Linked DNA regions of Homo sapiens: all the other regions are linked to region 1. Evidence: read pairs that join two places in POLR2A ChIA-PET (ENCODE). Cell type or tissue: PC-9. All regions are shown on one strand. Each heading gives the region's core, and the rest is flanking DNA. Links, peaks and the distances in the headings are about the cores only.

Region 1 (4,397 bases), core at 237-4,236:
GGGTGCTCCGTGGCCTCAGCTGGGGCAGGAGAGGGCAGGGTCCAGTAGCCGGGCAGTGCCCGGGTCGAGGAAGCAGTGCCCAGCAACAGGCCGCAGTGTCTAGGAGAAGGCAGCAGTGCCCAGGGCAGGCAGTCACGCCCTGAAGAAGGGAGTGGTCCTCTCATAGTTCCTATGTCATTTGATCACTGCTAAAAAACAATGTCCACTCACTGTATACTAAAACACAGCATATTCTGAAAAGTGAACAGAGAATACAACCCTTAACCAAAAGAAATTTGGGAACGTCACATTTAAGAAGGGATAGGAAATGGTTACCAAGGACAGTTTAAACCAACAGAGACGACATGTAAAGAGGAGATTGTAAAGAGGGGCGGCAGCATTATCTCTTGGTAGAAAATCCAAAACTAACAGGTCAAGGTTCAGTGACTTTCTGATGTAATGAAGTGTAAGTTCAAAGTCCTTTTGTTATTCAGTGTCCAGGGAAAAATTATTGACCAGAGAACCCGAGCAGGGAATCGGGGCATACAGGGTGACCTGGAGTGGATGGGGATGGGGCCTAGGGCACCCTAATTTCCGTCAGCACTTCCCTTCCTTTGCTATGAATGACTGGTGTTTTCTCAGTTGAACATAAAATGCTATGTGAGCGCCACTTTGTGACATGTCAGTCCACCTCACCACCGGCCAGGCTACCTGAGCTCCACCCAAGTAGAAATTCTAACCCACCAGCAGCTACGAGCCTAAGTTCTGTCTCTGCCCTGCCACTCTCTGATGGTGTCTCTAACACACACACACACACACACACACACACACACACATGCCACATGTACTTTTCCACTTACAGGCCAGGCTGTTTTGGGGTGCACAAGGGCAGAGCCAGGGGGCCTACTACTCTGGAAACAGGGCTATAACCATGAGGTTGTCAGACTTTGATTTTTTGCAATTGCCTCAATTGTTTAGTTTTTTCCTTAGCCGAGGCATTTTGTTAAATACTAAAATAAGTGTGTGACTTAAAGTTCCTATCATTCTAACACTTTCCATTCAGATGCATTCATCAACAAGGAATGAAGTCACCTTTCAGAGCACACGTGTCAGGTCTGGAGCAGCTACAACTTACTGCTGTCCTGAGAGCACAGGGCCTGCTTGGCACAGCTCCTCTACTATGGTCCGCTTCTCTTGCTATAAACAGCGGTGGCCAGGGTCTGGTTCCGTGCCATACATAGAGGAGGTGGTGATGACATTTTCAAAGAAGAATGTGTGTGAAGGAGGAGGAAGGGGAGGTGGGAGAAGGTGATGAAAACCATGCTGCAGGAGTGGAGAAAACCAGAACCAGGGCAGGCGCTGTGGCTCATGCCTATAATCCCAGCACTTTGGGAGGCCAAGACGGGCAGATGACAAGGTCAGGAGTTCGAGACCAGCCTGGCCAACATGATGAAACCCCCATCTCTACAAAAAATACAAAAATTAGCCAGGCGTGGAGGTGTGTGCCTGGAATCCCAGCAATTGAGCAATTCTCATGCCTCAGCCTCCTAAGTAGCTGGGATTACAGGAGGCAGAGGTTGCAGTGAGCCGAGATCGTGCCATTGCACTCCAGCTTGGGTGACGAAGGGGAAACTCTTTCTCAAAAGAAAAAAAAAAAGAAAACCAGGCTGGGGCACAGTGGCTCACACCTGTAATCTCAGCAGCTTGGGAGGCTGAGGTTGGCAGATCACTCAAGGTCAGGAGTTTGAGACCAGCCTGGCCAACATGGTGAAACCCCGTCTCTACTAAAAATACAAAAAAGTACCCAGGCATGGTGGCGCACGCCTGTAATCCCAGCTACTTGGGAGGCTGAGGCAAGAGAATCATTTGAACCTGGGAGGCGGAGGTTGCAGTGAGCTGAGATCGCGCCACTGCACTTTAGCCTGGAGAACAAGAGTGAAACTCTGTTTTGAAAAAGAAAGAAGAAAGAAAGAGAGAGGGAAAGAAAGAGAAAGAAAGAAGGGAAGGAGCGAGGGAGGGAGGGAAGGAAGGAAGGAAAAAGAAAGGAAGGAAGGGAAAGGAGGGAAGGAGAGAAGGAAGGAAGGAAGGAAAAAAGAAAGAAGAAAGGAAGGAAGGAAGGAAGAGAAAGAAAGAGAAAGAAAGAAAGAAAGAAAGAAAGAAAGAAAGAAAGAAAGAAAGAAAGAAAGAAAGAAAGAAAGAAAACCAGACTCATCATCAGCAAACCCCAGATGAGGATGCCTAATAGATTGGAAGGCACCTTCTTAAGCTGTGTGTTGGGAGGAGTCTGAGCTCAGGGATCTGCTGCGGAGGACAGGCTGGAGCACGGCCTGCACCCCACCCTGCACTGGCTGGACTCCTCTGTGTAGGAGCTGGGCTCTGGGTATCCCTGGTTTCCCAGTGCCTCCTGAAGTTCATGCACATAGTGGCTGTTTAATAAATGTTTAAGCAATGAAGTATATTGTTTTAATCTTATTTTTCCCATTGAAGAAACCTACAATTGCTCCTGATGTTTTCTCTTTTTTTTTTTTTTTTTTGAATAACAAGGAACTGAGTATATGTATATTTCATCAGGGGAGGGGCTAGGACTCCCACTTGGAGGCCTCAGGAGTTCTGCTGGGCGTCGCGAAGGAGCTTCTCCTCCCGCCGCTTCCGCTTCCGTAACCTCTCTTTGAATTCCTCTAACTCTTGAAGCTTCTCAGGTGGCCACAGCTCCCTCTTGCGCTGTATGACATCATCCTCAAACCACTCGGCCTGATTGGAAACCCAGAACATAGCCACAGGGAAAGTGAGGTAGATTATCATCCGAAATATCTCCAGCTTCACCCCCATCTCGTTTCTCCCCCTGATTGTTTCTTTATACCAAATGAAAGCTTTCACGAGTGAGCTCTCCCTCTCTCCTTTTGATGTAATTGTGCCCACTTCATCTCTACACCAGAGATCATGGGCTTTTCTCTGGCTGCCAAGAGTACAGAGAGCCCCTCCCTGAGTCATATGGGGAGGGGTAGGCATGAATAGGCCCCGGGCAGCACTCGGAAAGGGGAGTTAATATGACACTAGAATGACCTGGAAGCTGGACAGCAACCAATCTGTTTCCCTGCATGACTCTCCATAGTTGATAGAATGTGCACCGGATCCATCCTTTCCACAGCAGGCAGTGCCCTTTCATGCAAATAGAGGAACATTTTAAAAAATGTTCTTTGTGGCAGGGTGCGGTGGCTCACGCCTGTAATCCCAGCACTTTGGGAGGCCGAGGCGGGCGGATCAGGAGGTCAGGAGATCGAGACCATCCTAGCTAACACAGTGAAACCCCGTCGCTACTAAAAAATACAAAAAAAAATTAGCCAGGCGTGGTGGCGGGCACCTGTAGTCCCAGCTACACGGGAGGCTGAGGCAGGAGAATGGCATGAACCCGGGAGGTGGAGCTTGCAGTGAGCCGAGATCACGCCACTGCACTCCAGCCTGGGCCACAGAGCGAGACTCCGTCTCAAAAAAAAAAAAAAAAAAAGATGTTTTTTGCTGGTTCTGGGCTTTCCTTCTTGAGGGTTTTTGCAAACTGTGCCTTCAAGCTCAGACTGTGACAGGGACTCTCAGACCAGCCAGTGGGCTGTTGCCAGCTGTCAGGAGTCCAAGTCAGCCAAAAATCTGAAATATCACTGTTTATAGCAAACAACTAATATATTTTATTATCTAAATTGTAAAAATCCCTTAATATTTACCTTAAGGAGATTCATAAAATTAATAACTACACAACAAACAAAAAGAGACAAACAAAAATTTAAAAAATAATAGAGCAAACAGGCTGAGCACGGTGGCTCCTGCCTGTAATCGCAGCCCTTTGGAAGGCCGAGGCGGGAGGATCGCTTCAGCCCAGGAGTTCAATACCAGCCTGGGCAACATAGTGAGATCCACATCTCTATATAAAAACATTAATAAACAGTATTTTAAAAATAATAATAAATTTTTAAAGGAATACAGCAAACAAAAGTGGGAGAATTTTGCCAACATACGATTAGAAAAAAAAAATTTAAAGATATTTACAACCTCGTCTCTACAAAAAATATGAAAATTAGTCAGGCATGGTGGCATGCACCTGTGGTCCCAGCTACTTGGGAGGCTGAGATGGGTGGATGGCTTGAGCTTGGGAGGTCAAGGCTGCAGTGAGCCATGACTGTGCCACTGCAGTCCAGCCTGGGTGACAGAGTGAGACTCTGTCAAAATGTATATATAATATATATATTTATATATAACATATGATGTTTATATTATATATATTATATACAATGTTTATATGATATATATTTTATATAATATACAATGTTTATATTATATATATTTATATATAAATTTTATATTACATATTTATATTTTATATATAATATATATTTATTTATAAATATATTATATATATTTTTCCCCAG
Region 2 (4,397 bases), core at 248-4,247, 500 kb after region 1:
TGCTGGGAGGGTGCTAAATGATTTGAAATCCTTCCTGTTTTGATAGCCTCAAAGATTCTTAGACTCAGTATTCTGAAGGACCCAAGACCTACAGTACGCATTTACTTAAAGGAGCCATCTGTTTTACAAAATCTGCTTTCGTCTACCTTTAATTCAGTTAGGCTTATTTAAAACTGAATTTTTCTCTTACCCTTCTGTGTCTCTGCGCTGTTAGTCATCTAACAAAACCCAGTAGGCTTACCAGTCCTTTGTATTTGGTGAGAAAGATTTGGGACGGGGAGTTACATCTGTGTCAAGATCACTTGTGTAGGTGCCAGAAGTAACAAAATCCTGGCATCCATGAAGAAATTACCATTTATCCCCTCCTCTTTCAGCATTCTTCAGTTTTACAGGAGTAAGGCATGGGTAGCATAATGAAGCCGAAAATGTGTACTGTCTCCCATTTCTACCATCTAGTAGTATCATTGTTTTAATTTCAGCCCTAGAAAAAAATGTTTCTTGGTGGTGGGGTGGGGTGTGTGATTCTCTGCCGAGAAACTGTTCCCTCCACACATTTCTTGGGTTTTAGTGGTGGTAAAGTACATCCAGCCTCAGAGGCTGACAGCCCCCTCTCGGGCATACGGCTGCCCTTGAGGCAGCTTGGGCCCCATCTGTGCCCTGGCACACAGTGCTTCTCCACTTGGAATCCAAGGAGCTCAGAGGCTTGTCATGTTGCAGCTCCCAGCTCTTGGACAAGTGCCAGGCATGCTGATGCCATTACCGGATTAGGTTGCTTTTTTAAAAATTCATTTTGTGAACTCATCAAGCTCATTTAACAGAGGCTTTGGTCGTCAGTTTCTATCATTGTCCTATCCCTCTAGGCTTGGCTTAAAGGAGTGGCAAGATACCAGGCCCCTAGTATGTGCCGGCACTAGTTAGAGTGTGTATGTATAAATTATAACCATAATGTAAGTACACCTTTGGGCCTGGCAGGCAAATGACAGTGGGTTAGCAACTCAGATGTTAAAGGGAAAAGAATTCCCCGTAAGAGGACTCTGCATAGAAAATAAAGGGGGCTCCCTTGTTTAAAAAGAAAGAAGCATCTAGGGGAAAATTGAAGCAGAGAGTGCAAGATTCCAGGGAGCAGGATAAGATCTAGTTATTAAAAGGCCAGGAGTTTGAGGCTGATCTGAACAGCCGAGGCATGGAATGGGGATTCTGTGGTCAGAAGGACTTCAGAGAAATGCTTCCAGTGGCACTGAGTTCGCTGGAGGGGACATGAGGGCAGGCAGTGAGAAGAAGCATACATAAGACATTTGAAAATAGCCAAATATGTGATGAAAAAAAGGAAACAACCATGAGCTAAAATTTATCTCCTGGATTTGCTTTTCATAAAGAAGTATGCTTTTCCTTGAAATAAAGTCTGGTTGTCAGACGGGCTCCATCCGCTTTCCCTCAGGGTGATTATTGAAGGTTTGGAAAAAATATCTAAGAAGCAAAGCCAGTTTTTTTTGCCTTGTACTTTGCAAAGTCTCGGCGTAGATTTCACCCTCCAACCTTAGATCTCCACATTCTTCCCTTTTGATGTCTCATGAGCATTCAGGAGGGTATTCTGAACTCTTCAGGCTGGATCCAAAGCCAAAAAAGGAACTGTGAAATTGTCTTAATAGGTAGCTTGTCCCCTCCTCTGCAGCCAGAAAATCTGGTAGTGTCTCCAGAGCCCTCCTCCCCTGGGGAGGAAGCCAGGTGGCTCCCGATGTAGCTACCAGCAGTGAATGGGAAGGAAGGTCTGGAGAGGCAGGCTTCCAGAGAGAGTTGTGCCCTAATGCAAACCAGCTCACCCTGGGGCAGGAGAAATACCACTGAAGTCTGTTTCTCTCCGCTGGTAGCTACAGCCAGATTCTGAACCGAGGGGCACATGATAGTTTTTCTTTTGCCTTTCCCGTTTTGCCAGAGGGCACTTTCTGACCTTACTTCTAGCGGACTTTTGCACAGCCTTGCAGATTTCCACAAGGGTCTTGGCCATTTGAATCCTAGGAAGGGTGCACAGCAGGCAAGATCCCCTGCCGTGTCTGAATTTCTTACGTAAACACAGCGTACTGAGCGAGCAAGCGTCCCTGCGGCGACAGCTGGGCGCTGAGCACTATTAGGTCTGCCCCAGCTAGCAGAGCTGCAGATTCCCCCTCTTGCCTGAATGGAGCATTCCAAATTGGTTGTGAATGGAGGGCGGGGCTCACTTGCAGACTTTTTCAATGAATAACCAGACCCCATTGTGCAGCCCGTGGAAAAACAACCAACTCAAACAACACTGGGACTGTTAGAAATATGCTTGTGATTGGCAGCTTGGAGAGCCTCCAAAATTAGTTTCCTTTGGCTTCCCTGCTGCTCCCTGTTCTCCAAGCCTGGGCTTAATGGGGTTTGAGTTTTCTTTTAAGTGCTCACTTTAACCCTTAAACTGCCGGGCTGATGGCCTGGGATTCTGGGGAAGAGCTGCCGCTGACCCACAAAGCCAGTGAAGCCCATTCCCCTTTCTTTGTCTCTCATTTTAGACTGTAGCTGTCTAAAGGGCGTGATAATAAGAGGAGAGGGTGGTTTAGCTTCCCCTGGAGAGGGAGGTGTTGAGACTTGATCTGAGGCTGTTAAACCCTTTTATCTCCTTCCCGTGGGGTTGTGGCTTTAGCTCCCCATTGAGGATTCCTGCCTGCTCTTCTCTGACCTCCCCTCTACTCCAGGCCTGAATAGCCCAGGTGTTTACCTGCCACGACACAGACACTTCTTGCTTAGGCTTACAATTTTAACACAGGGGGAGACAAAGTTGTAGTTTTTCTACTCCTTTGCCTTCACTCCTGTTTAATTTTCCACTGTGGTCAGATAAGTATTTTTTAAACGACCGTACTCAAACTTCTGGTACTGAGCAATGGGGGAACCTCACTATGGCTGTAAACCCTTCCACTGGACACTAATCAAATGCATTGCCTCCCAAAATGAACATCCTTGGAAGTACCAGAAAAACCCAGCCTCTGAGCAACCCCCAAACCAAAGTAGCCTCATCATGCCAAAACTAGGCCAGGTTTTAAGGGTGCACGTGCCTCAAAATAGCATCCAGCCTTGATTGATTGATTGATTAATTGGCCAAGCGGGTGTGCTGGGGGTGGTCTTGCTGTGTTGCCCAGGCTGGTCTGAAACTCATGGCCTCAAGCAGTCCTCCCACATAGCTGGCATTACAGGTTCGAGCCACCACACCTAGCTGCTTCCACACTTAAACATCCTCCAACATCTTACCTGGTAGCTCACCGGCAGCTCACAGACACACGTCCAGTGTTCTCTGTGGGATAGCCCAGGGATGTATGATGAGCATAAAAAGGACAATCAGTTAAAAGGCAAAACAAAACTTAATAGTAATGATCCAGAGCAACTTCCTCAGGATTTTAAAGAGCTCTTCTTAGTTCCTACTCTTCATCCTCACAAACTTAATAAGGCAGTTTGCACTTGTGTTTTGCCTCAAGGATTTTTTTTTCCCTTGCTGTAAGTTGGCCTTGCAAGCATGCCTTCCCTTCCCTATTAAAAAAAGAACAGGCCTGGGCAGATTGTCCTTTTGTGAGAGAGTTTGAAACCTCTCAGGAGGTAACCCTAGATATCAGCTGTGTAGGAGGTTGCTGATATCTGTGTTTCTCCAGAGGGGCTGAAAAGGACTTCGCTTACATAAACACTTTCAGCTGAGTGCCTGGAAATGCTTTGTAATGGCCTGCAAGAGCACTTAATGAGGGTCTTTTATACTTTTCCCATAGAAAAGGTAGAATAGAAGAGGGGGGGATGTCTCTTTCACATGGTCACCCACAGTAAAGGCCGGATCCTGGAGCCTACCCCTAGTTTCCTCATCTGAATTTTAATAGAGAATAATTGAGGGGGGATAACTTTGCTGTGCTGAGGGATATCTCGACTCAGAAAATTTCTGCTTCTCCTCAACTCCCTCTTCATTTTTTTTCTTCCCCAGCAGCCATGGAATTTTATTTCTTGCGGAAGAAGGTGGAAACAGCATAGGGTTTTGGGAGGTATTTAGTATTTTGACAACTAATAATCATAGTCCCTGCTTCCCCATTTTTATGCCTATTGAAACAGGAAACAAATCACATTTCTTAGGCTCCAAGTGTCTGCAGAAGCAGAGGAGCCCTGTCACGTGTTTATGTCCCGCCTCGGCCACAGCGCCTGCTCTGCGCACTGTGGACACCTGGTGCATACAGCCCGCACACCACCGCATTCCCTACCACATGCCCTTCCCATCCCAGCTGCCCCAGCCTCCAGCTGGTGGGGAAGTAACACTGTAAAGGGTCTCAAACCCAGAGTTCTGAGTCCTTGGGATGACCTTCTAGATAAAGAGAACAAAAGCTAGTTAGGGCTATTTCTCATTTTCTGTTTCC
Region 3 (4,397 bases), core at 185-4,184, 340 kb after region 1:
GCCTTCACACAAGTTGGCCACCCTGTCTGCAGTGCTGCCCCAGCCTTCACTCAGTCAGCTTCCACTCCAGATCTCAGCTGACATGTGGCTTACTCAGGGGAGCCTCCCCTGACACACCCACCAGCCTCAGTCACCTTCTTATACGACAGTGCTCCTCTGTTTGTTTTCCAACGTGAATGTGAAATGATGCATTATCTCCATGGATTCCTCATTATTATCTGTCTGTCCCACTGGACAGTCGGTAAGCACCATGAGAACCCAAGCCACGGCTTTTTTGCCCACTCTCAGAGCCGGAGCACCTAACACTGCATCTGCATATAGCAGGCTTCAGTCGATATGTATGAAGATGCTGTGAGAATGAGACCCAGTCCCCCTCGGGGAGGTTACAATACATTCAGGGAACAAACAAGGAGATAATTACAAGAGAGTACAAAGAGATCATTTCTGGTGCTAAGGAAATATTCTGACGAGGCACCAGGTCCAGGCTGGGGCAACTAGGGAGGGTCTCCCAAAGGCAGCTTCTGAGCTGAGCCACAGAGAGCTTTGTGCTTTAAGGAAGTGAAAACACTTGAGAACGGTTGACATGTTGCGTGGGAGGCAGGATGTGCAGAAGGATGAGGCTAGGGAGAAAGGCAGAGCCTGCTTCCTGGGCCTACTGTGGTAGGCTATGGGGCCATGAGGAGCCACACAGCCCCATCCCAGAAGTGAAAGCAGTGAGCCAGTGCGAGGGACTGTGGTTCATGGACTTCCCTTCTTGGTGAAAGTGTGGGTGACACACTAGGAGGGTGGAACTGGAGGCGGAGAGAGCCGAGAGGAGGCTGTTGCAGCGATACCAGTGGGAAGGAATCATACCTGCACTCAGGCATCACCATGGGGATAGAGAGAAGAGATTGCTTGGAGATCTAGTAAGGAGACAACACATAGAATGTGATATGTGAATGGATGTGTGAGGGAAAAGGAAAAACCTAGGGCGGCATACAGCTTTCTAGCCTAAACACCATAACAACAGTTGACCTGCCGAGGTGGGGACACAGAAGAAGGGGCAGACACAGGAAACAAGAGCCTTCTAGGCAAAGGGAGCAGGCTGTGCAAAGGCAGGGAGGCAGTGCTCTGAACACATGTTCTGAGGACAACGAGAGGGGCCATTGCATTGTTTTGCTCTCTATCTCAAGCCTTCCAGTGGCCATCTCAGTCCTGGGTCTTGCCTGCGCTCAGCCATTTCTGATATAGGTCAGACAACCTGGAGGACCTATGAGCTCCCAGTTTGCCAGGACAACCCTAGCTTGAGCCTTCCCTGCTGATTCCTGCATCTCTCCTCACGCCGCAATCACATTGCTCACATCCAGGGGCACCATGCGTGCTGAGGTCTCATGGAAATACCCACCCACCCCCAAGACTGATGGATGCCTGTGCCCTCTTCAGCTCTCCCAGCCTAGACAATATGCCACGGTAGATCTGAGGCCAGATGAAAACATGTTCTATTGTGCTTTCTCTGATGGTTCTGTCTGATGTCCTTCACAACTGTCAGAAGAGGAATAATTAGGAATCTGTGTCATTGCAATTCTGAGAGGTGGTGGAAGTGACAAACTGGTTGTGGGGGCCAAATAACACCTGGAGGTTTTGTTCATTTAGCTAATGTTAGTTTTTAAACTTTTAAACTCGAGTGGTGAACAGTTGAAGGTGAGCATCTTCAGCTTGTCCAATGTCCCACTATTCCCTAGTGTCCTAGCCCCACCTGTTTTACTAATCTGTATACCTGCCTGGCCCCTGAAGAGAGGAGGGGAATGGACTTGGAGCCATAGAGATCTGGGTTTGAATCCTGGCTCTGGAATTACTTTCCCTGTCTGCCATTCAAGTATTGACCAGGCCTAGCTGCTGCAGTCAGATGAGATTGAGCGTGTTCAGGGTAGAATGGTTGTAGACTACTTTCCCTCTGTCAATCTCAGTTTCTTCAGCTACTTGAAGGAGGATAATCCCTTACAAAGTTAGGCTGAGGAATAAATGGAGTAAGTGCTGATTATCATTAAGGATTAAAAACATGCAACTTAATGTTTTGGGGTGTATGCTGCCACCCCAAAGGACAGATTTAGGATGAAATTTGAATAAACATATGCAAGTTGCAGGGATACAGATTTAGCTCAATATAAAATACAAATGGACAGATTTAACTCAATTAGTGGTGGTTAACACGCTGCAGATGGGATAGATGGCTTTAGGAAGTAGTGTGTTTCCCATCAGGGTGGTATTCAAACAAAGAATGCTATGGAGGGGTTCAAGCATCAGATCAGGGATAAAAAGACAACTCAAACATTCTACAGTCCCATGGCATATGGTTCTCTGTTCCTCTGTGTGTCTTGCAGATAAGGCCAACTTTGCAAAGCATCCACCAGTGGCTGTCCTGCCTCTTGGAACAGGAAATGACCTTGCCCGTTGTCTCCGCTGGGGAGGAGGTGAGTTTGCATGCTAATGGTGGTACCCTGGGAACAGGTGTTCCTGTTTACAGAGATGCTCTACAGAGCTAGGCTGAACTTACCCTTTTATGGATCACATTCCGCAGCATAATACTCAACTCTGCAGTCATGTCAAGTCCATGACCCTTTCTCTGCCCTCCATCCCATGCTGAATCTAGAATAGAAGCCCCTCTTCTGGGCTCTGGGAGCTTTTTCTCCCTCAGCCCCGAGTTTACTATCATCCTGAAACCATCAACTTAGAGCCTGCTTTCCCCAGTAGAAAGCAATCAACTGTAGGGTAAAGACAAAGTCTCATATGTCCCATCCCCAGAGTCCCATCCAAGAAGGTGCTCACTTAGATGTTTTCTGTGTGAAATTCCCTCTCCCACAAATGGCTGATCTTCTGAATTAGGACTAAAACTGAGGACCAAAATGCTACATCTCCAGTTACTTACCGTCACTAGAAGCATTCAGATCATCCTAAGCCCCATAGCCATGGGCCCTCATTTTGAAATTTCCCTAAGAGGAAACACAGAGTGGTAACCAGTGTATAAGACAAGGGGCAGAGAACTTTGCAAACTGCAGTAGCCCCCATGGCGTTGGACATGCGCCAGAAAATGGAGAAGTTCAGCTCAACACATGGAGCAGACAGATCAGGCTGCCGGCCAGAAAAGGGGTGGGGACTCCAGATGGCTGCTAATTCAGAGAATGAGTCAAGACCAGGCAGTGCAATGGTCAGTGTTCAATGATCAGCTATGCTTGGTGGGCAGTGTCAAAGCAAGCAGGACCTAGGCCTAGCGGCCATCTTAAAATTCTGCCTGCCACACTGTCCATCTCCCACATGACACAGCCCAGAAGGATCTGCTGTTCTCCCATGCAGAGACTCCCAGCCATCCAGCCCACCGCTTCTCCAGGGTTTGCTTCGCTTCAGCTACACAGGCCTGTGACCTTTAGCTAGCACCCACTCCCTCCCCTGCCCCCAGCCTCTGATTACTTTCAGTTATCCTGCCCTTCTCTGTGGCTCGGGGAACGTAAGTGTCTCTAGCCCACAGACACAGTGGGGAGTCCCATAGTCACAGATGCCCTGGGCTTACCTGCCCTGACAACTACCTGTGCATTAGCAAGAATACAGCCTTTCTGCTGTGGTGGCAAATGCAGTGCTGTCCTCCACAGGTTATGAAGGGGGCAGCTTGACAAAAATCCTGAAAGACATTGAGCAGAGCCCCTTGGTGATGCTGGACCGCTGGCATCTGGAAGTCATCCCCAGAGAGGAAGTGGAAAACGGGGACCAGGTCCCATACAGCATCATGAACAACTATTTCTCCATTGGTGTGGTGAGTTGGTCAAAGATCACCTTTCTGTATGGAAGGGAAACGCCCAGGAAGGGTTCCAGCCTTCTGTTGTCCCCTCTGGGTCCCTAGTGTCTACCTGTCTTACCTGCCCCCCCAGCCCTGAGTTGGGTCCAAGCATTCTGAAACTTGGCCTGAGTGTGGACACCCTGATTGCACCCCCGCTTTATTCCCCATCTCTTGCTTAGGGAGTAAATTCTCTCCTCTGTCATTTTAACTAACACAGGAAAAGACAGAAAAATTTTCAAAAGACATATTTTCTCCTTCTGCAATTTGTAGCAGTCGTAGAAAAGCAACACCAAGAAATAACCGGGGGACAAGGTTGGTAGGAAACTCTCACATGAGCTTCAGGAACTGGGAATTCTGATCTTCAAAGGAAGACCATGTGGTCCCAAGTTGCCCTGGCTGGCTTAGCCCTCAGATTTCCTTCTCTCCTATTCTCTCTTCTCTCAACCCCATTCCACTCACTCCATGGGCATCATAAACCTCTAGGGGAGTCTCCTCCCAGCTGACCCCTTAGGCTGAATGCTGTGAGCCTCCTTGATGCTCCCACAGCCCTTATGCTCACCCCATTCATGCACACTCTGCATTAGGTTGA
Region 4 (4,397 bases), core at 189-4,188, 690 kb after region 1:
GGTATAGAGGATTACAGGAGAACAAGGACTGTAAGACCTCGAGAAGAAAAACTTGGCTCATTGTCTTCGTCTGGAGAAATAGGCATGAGTTTACAGGTATCTTCTGGACAGATCAATATCTAATCATCTTCGTGGTTAAAGGGTTGGAGCAGCAGGATAGATTGGTAACAGCAAAGGCAATGAACATATCTTCAACATGAGTATCCACTCAAGTTTAAACATTACCACAACTGAGCTCCAATGTGAAATATACTTTGATGGGAATAACTGCAATACTAAGTTTCCTTGTGAGGGGGGACAGTAATTTGTTCTCACTGAAAATAACATTCTGTGGATTTGGTTTCTAGTCATTCCTTTATGGGACCTTATATCCATACCTGTATTGTACCATGTGACTTGGCTTCTGTACCAGAGTTCACCTGGAGAAAACCATTTCTATATAGTTGATAGCAACTATACATACTGCTTTTATTGATTTTGTTTTGAGACAGGATCTCACTCTGTCCCCCAGGCTGGAGTACGGTGGTGTGATCACAGCTAAACTGTAGGCTTAAACTTGTGGGCTCAAGTGATCCTTCCATTTTAGTCTCCAAAATAGGGAACTACAGGTCCAGCTATTTTTTTTTTTTTTTTGAGACGGAATCTTGCTCTGTTACCCTGGCTGGAGTGCAGTGACATGATCTCAGCTCGCTGCAACCTGTCTCCCGGGTTCAAGTGATTCTCCTGCCTCAGCCTCCTGAGAAGCTGGGATTACAGGTGCCCGCCACCACGCTGAGCTAAATTTTGTGTTTTTAATAGAGGCAGGTTTTCGCCATGTTGGCCCGGCTGTTCTTGAACTCCTGACCTCGGGATCTGCCTGCCTCAGCCTCCCAAAGTGCTGGGATTACAGCCGTGAGCCACTGGGCCCGGCCGAAGAGATTGTTTTTAAAAATACTTAGGAATTACATGTAACTAGCTTAACCATCAAACCTGTTAAATTAGTGGAATCAAGCTCAAGTTTCTCACTAAAATTTTTGAAAAGTGTTTGTGGAAGATTTCAAAGAATTTATTTTAATTAAATGTTTTAATATTGTTACTAATAGCTTATATTTTATTACATTTTCCTCAATTATTTTATGTAAAGAAACTGCAGGGGTTTTGTTGTTTTGGGTTTTTTGTGTTTTTTGTGTTCTTTTTTTTTGAGATGGAGTCTCACTCTGTTTCCCCAGCTAGAGAGAGTGGCATGATCTCAGCTCACTGCAACCTCTGCATCCCGGATTCAAGCAATTCTCCTGCCTTAGCTTCCCAGGTAGCTGGGATTACAGGCATGAGCCACAACGCCTGGCTAATTTTGTATTTTTAGTAGAGATGGGGGTTTCTCCATGTTGGCCAGGCTGGTCTCGAACTCCTGACCTCAGCTGATGCCACCTCAGCCTCCCAAAGTGCTGGGGTTACAGTCGTGAGCCATCGGGCTCAGCCCTGCAGGAGTTTTTTACTAAGTCCATTATGGGTACCCAAATCACCACCAGTTTACCCCCAGTGTACCTCACCGCTATTGTCATTTTCTGTGTATGCCTTGATGCACAAAAGGTTGGGAAGCTCTGCCCTCCAGTGAAGCCCATCAGCTGATGAGCTTTCCCTTGCACGTCGGGCTTCCATTCACAATCTGTTTTTTTTATTTTTTATTTTTTTGAGACGGAGTCTCGCTCTGTCTCCCAGGCTGGAGTGCAATGGCGTGATCTCGGCTCACTGCAACCTGCGCCCCCCGAGTTTCTGCTATTCACCCTCAGCCTCCCAAGTAGCTGGAACTACAGGCGCCCACCACCATGCCCGGCTAATTTTTTGTATTTTTAGTAGAGACGGGTTTTCACCGTGTTAGCCAGGATGGTCTCAATCTGACCTCGCGATCCACCTGCCTCAGCCTCCCAACGTGCTGGGATTACAGGCGTGAGCCACTGCGCCCGGCCACAATCTGTTTCTTTCTTAAATATGAACAGATAATCAAGGATCACTAGGTTTTAAAATCTTCAAGAACAAAGACGGGAATCTAAACAAACAATTGGAAAAGGGAATTAGGTTAAACAATAACCAGAAAACACTAATAAAAAATATTGCTAAATTATACTTAATTAAAATTTAAAAAGCTTTGTGCTGCAAACGATAACATCAAGAAAGTGAAAATAAAGCCTTCTATAGGGTTTGATAAGAAAGAGAAGGGCATTCTCAGGGGAGAGGGGACCAGGAGTAAAAAGGTCTTTGGGGAGAACTTAGGATGTATGATTTAGAGTCTGAGGTCCACACGGCCAGGTTACACTGATACACAATGGTGTCATCATCACATGCCAGCCTGGAAGCCATGCCACCTGGATTTGAACCCAGATTCTGCCTTTTAGCACTCATGACTCCCTTCTGTCAGTGGTGCTAATTATAGTACCTGTACCTCCTTCATAGAGAATGTTGTGAAGAGTTAACATTAAGAAAAGTACTTAGAAGAGGGCCTGTTATTTAAGATAAATAAGCTTAATGAAGATGTGCTATTATTACTATCATTGTTACTACTACCTCTTCTGCTAGAGAGTCCTGGGAATGGGCCTGGGTTGACCAGAAAGGCCTTAGAATCTCAGGCTACAAAGTTTGAACCCAAAGGAACAAAAGTAAGAGAAAGCCAATTTTAGTTGAAACAGGATAAAAGTGTTTAGGACAATGAAACCAGTAGGAGTGTGTAGGCCCCCCCCTAACACGCCTCTCCATCTGGATTATGGTCCCAGCTAAGGGCTTCCTCCATCATCACACTCACCCCAAGACACTGTAGTTGCCTGTCAATTACCTGCCTCCCCAGCTGGACCATGTCTGTGTTACGGGTGCATCTAGTGTCTAGCGCAGTGTCTGGCACTAAGTGCTCCACAGATGCTCTTCTGATGAATGAAGGAATAGATGAATGGAGTAGAACGATAATTTAGAAAAGGGTCTATAGGGAGCCCAGCCCAGGGGCAGGCTCTGGCCTAGGATGAAGGCAGAGGGAGTGAGAGAAAAGTAAGAAATGCACTGGCCATCAGAGAAATGCAAATCAAAACCACAATGAGATACCATCTCACACCAGTTAGAATGGCGATCTTTAAAAAGTCAGGAAACAAAGGTGCTGAAGAGGATGTGGAGAAATAGGAACACTTTTACACTGTTGGTGGGACTGTAAACTAGTTCAACCATTGTGGAAGAGTGTGGTAATTCCTCAAGGATCTAGAATTAGAAATACCATTTGACCCCGCCATCCCATTACTGTATATACCCAAAGGATTATAAATCATGCTGCTATAAAGACACATGTACATGTATGTTTATTGTAGTACTATTCACAACAGCAAAGACTTGGAACCAACCCAAATGTCCATCAATGATAGACTGGATTAAGAAAATGTGGCACATATACACCATGGAATACTATGCAGCCATAAAAACGGATGAGTTCATGTTCTCTGTAGGGACATGCATGAAGCTAGAAACCATCATTCTCAGCAAACTATTGCAAGGACAAAAAACCACCACACGTTCTCACTCATAGGTGGGAACTGAACAATGAGAACACTTGGACACAGGAAGGGGAACATCATACACCGGGGCCTGTCATGGGGTTGGGGGAGGGTGGAGGGGTAGCATTAGGAGATATACGTAATGTAAATGAGTTAATGGATGCAGTACACCAACATGGAACATATATACATATGTAACAAACCTGCACGTTGTGCACATGTACCCTAGAACTTAAATAAATAAAAAAAAAATACACTTGTCTAGAAGACAGGAGACTTCATTATATTACTCTCTTTACAATTAATTAATGTAAGACCGTTTAAAATATGCCTAATTTTCCAGGCATTGGTTTGCTTTTCTATAAAATGGGAGGATAGAAAATAACTTCCAAATTCTTACAAATCTAAGAATCTTTGGATTTAGATATGGAAATTCATAATTATTGAGATGGAGTCTCGTTACTATGCAATATAGCAAAGTTGGAAATAAATTCTAAATTTTATTTCATTTATATTGATCAATAAATTGTTACATTTCAAAAAAATGCAAGAGGCATTTGGAAAAAAGGACAAATAGGAATTTGTGAAAGACTATGGGAGTTAATGGGAAAGGAAGAGTTGCTGACTGCGAGCCTGGGCTCCTGGCCGCTCGCAGTGGCCCTGTTAAAAATGAGAAGAAAGAAAGAAGTTGGTTTGAGGGAGAAGATTTGCCCTTGACTTTACCTTTGTTGAGCTTTATAGAAGTTACTGGTGATAGCTGAAGCCTCTAATCCCAGTACTTTGGAAGGCTGAGGCAGGCGGATCACTTGAGGCCAGGAGTTCGAGACCAGCCTGGCCAACATGGTGAAACCCCATCTCTACTAAAGTACAAAAAAGAAACCTAGCAGGGCG

Evidence for each region. ChIA-PET counts read pairs that join two places held together with the same protein. Peaks named below come from ENCODE experiments on the same cell type or tissue, not always from the same donor. Only the 100,000 strongest peaks of a DNase experiment are listed, where the experiment ranks them.
Region 2: POLR2A ChIA-PET joins it to region 1 with 6 read pairs; 1 of 35 experiments calls an interaction of 5 or more read pairs at or near these places.
Region 3: POLR2A ChIA-PET joins it to region 1 with 6 read pairs; 2 of 35 experiments call an interaction of 5 or more read pairs at or near these places.
Region 4: POLR2A ChIA-PET joins it to region 1 with 6 read pairs; 1 of 35 experiments calls an interaction of 5 or more read pairs at or near these places.

The regions. Positions count from the first base shown.
Region 1 is chr3:186,595,387-186,599,783 of GRCh38, reverse strand. It overlaps the pseudogene PET100P1. Among named protein-coding and RNA genes, the nearest start is that of AHSG, 15 kb to the left of the region's middle. RefSeq lists an enhancer at 2,550-2,844. In PC-9, for the core only: no CTCF peak of the experiment used is centred there; a DNase peak (open chromatin) is centred at 2,683; H3K27ac peaks cover 599 bases.
Region 2 is chr3:186,095,730-186,100,126 of GRCh38, reverse strand. All of the region lies in intron 5 of ETV5 (ETS variant transcription factor 5), which reads left to right. Among named protein-coding and RNA genes, the nearest start is that of ETV5, 11 kb to the left of the region's middle. RefSeq lists an enhancer at 2,028-2,541. In PC-9, for the core only: no CTCF peak of the experiment used is centred there; a DNase peak (open chromatin) is centred at 2,216; H3K4me3 peaks cover 1,460 bases; H3K27ac peaks cover 1,552 bases.
Region 3 is chr3:186,251,146-186,255,542 of GRCh38, reverse strand. DGKG (diacylglycerol kinase gamma) reads left to right here. Exons shown (of 25, transcript NM_001346.3): 18 at 2,361-2,450; 19 at 3,624-3,784. Among named protein-coding and RNA genes, the nearest start is that of DGKG, 110 kb to the left of the region's middle. RefSeq lists enhancers at 1-16, 47-336, 437-496. In PC-9, for the core only: no CTCF peak of the experiment used is centred there; no DNase peak of the experiment used is centred there; H3K27me3 peaks cover 3,120 bases.
Region 4 is chr3:185,909,143-185,913,539 of GRCh38, reverse strand. No RefSeq gene overlaps it. Among named protein-coding and RNA genes, the nearest start is that of TRA2B, 27 kb to the left of the region's middle. In PC-9, for the core only: no CTCF peak of the experiment used is centred there; no DNase peak of the experiment used is centred there; H3K27ac peaks cover 430 bases.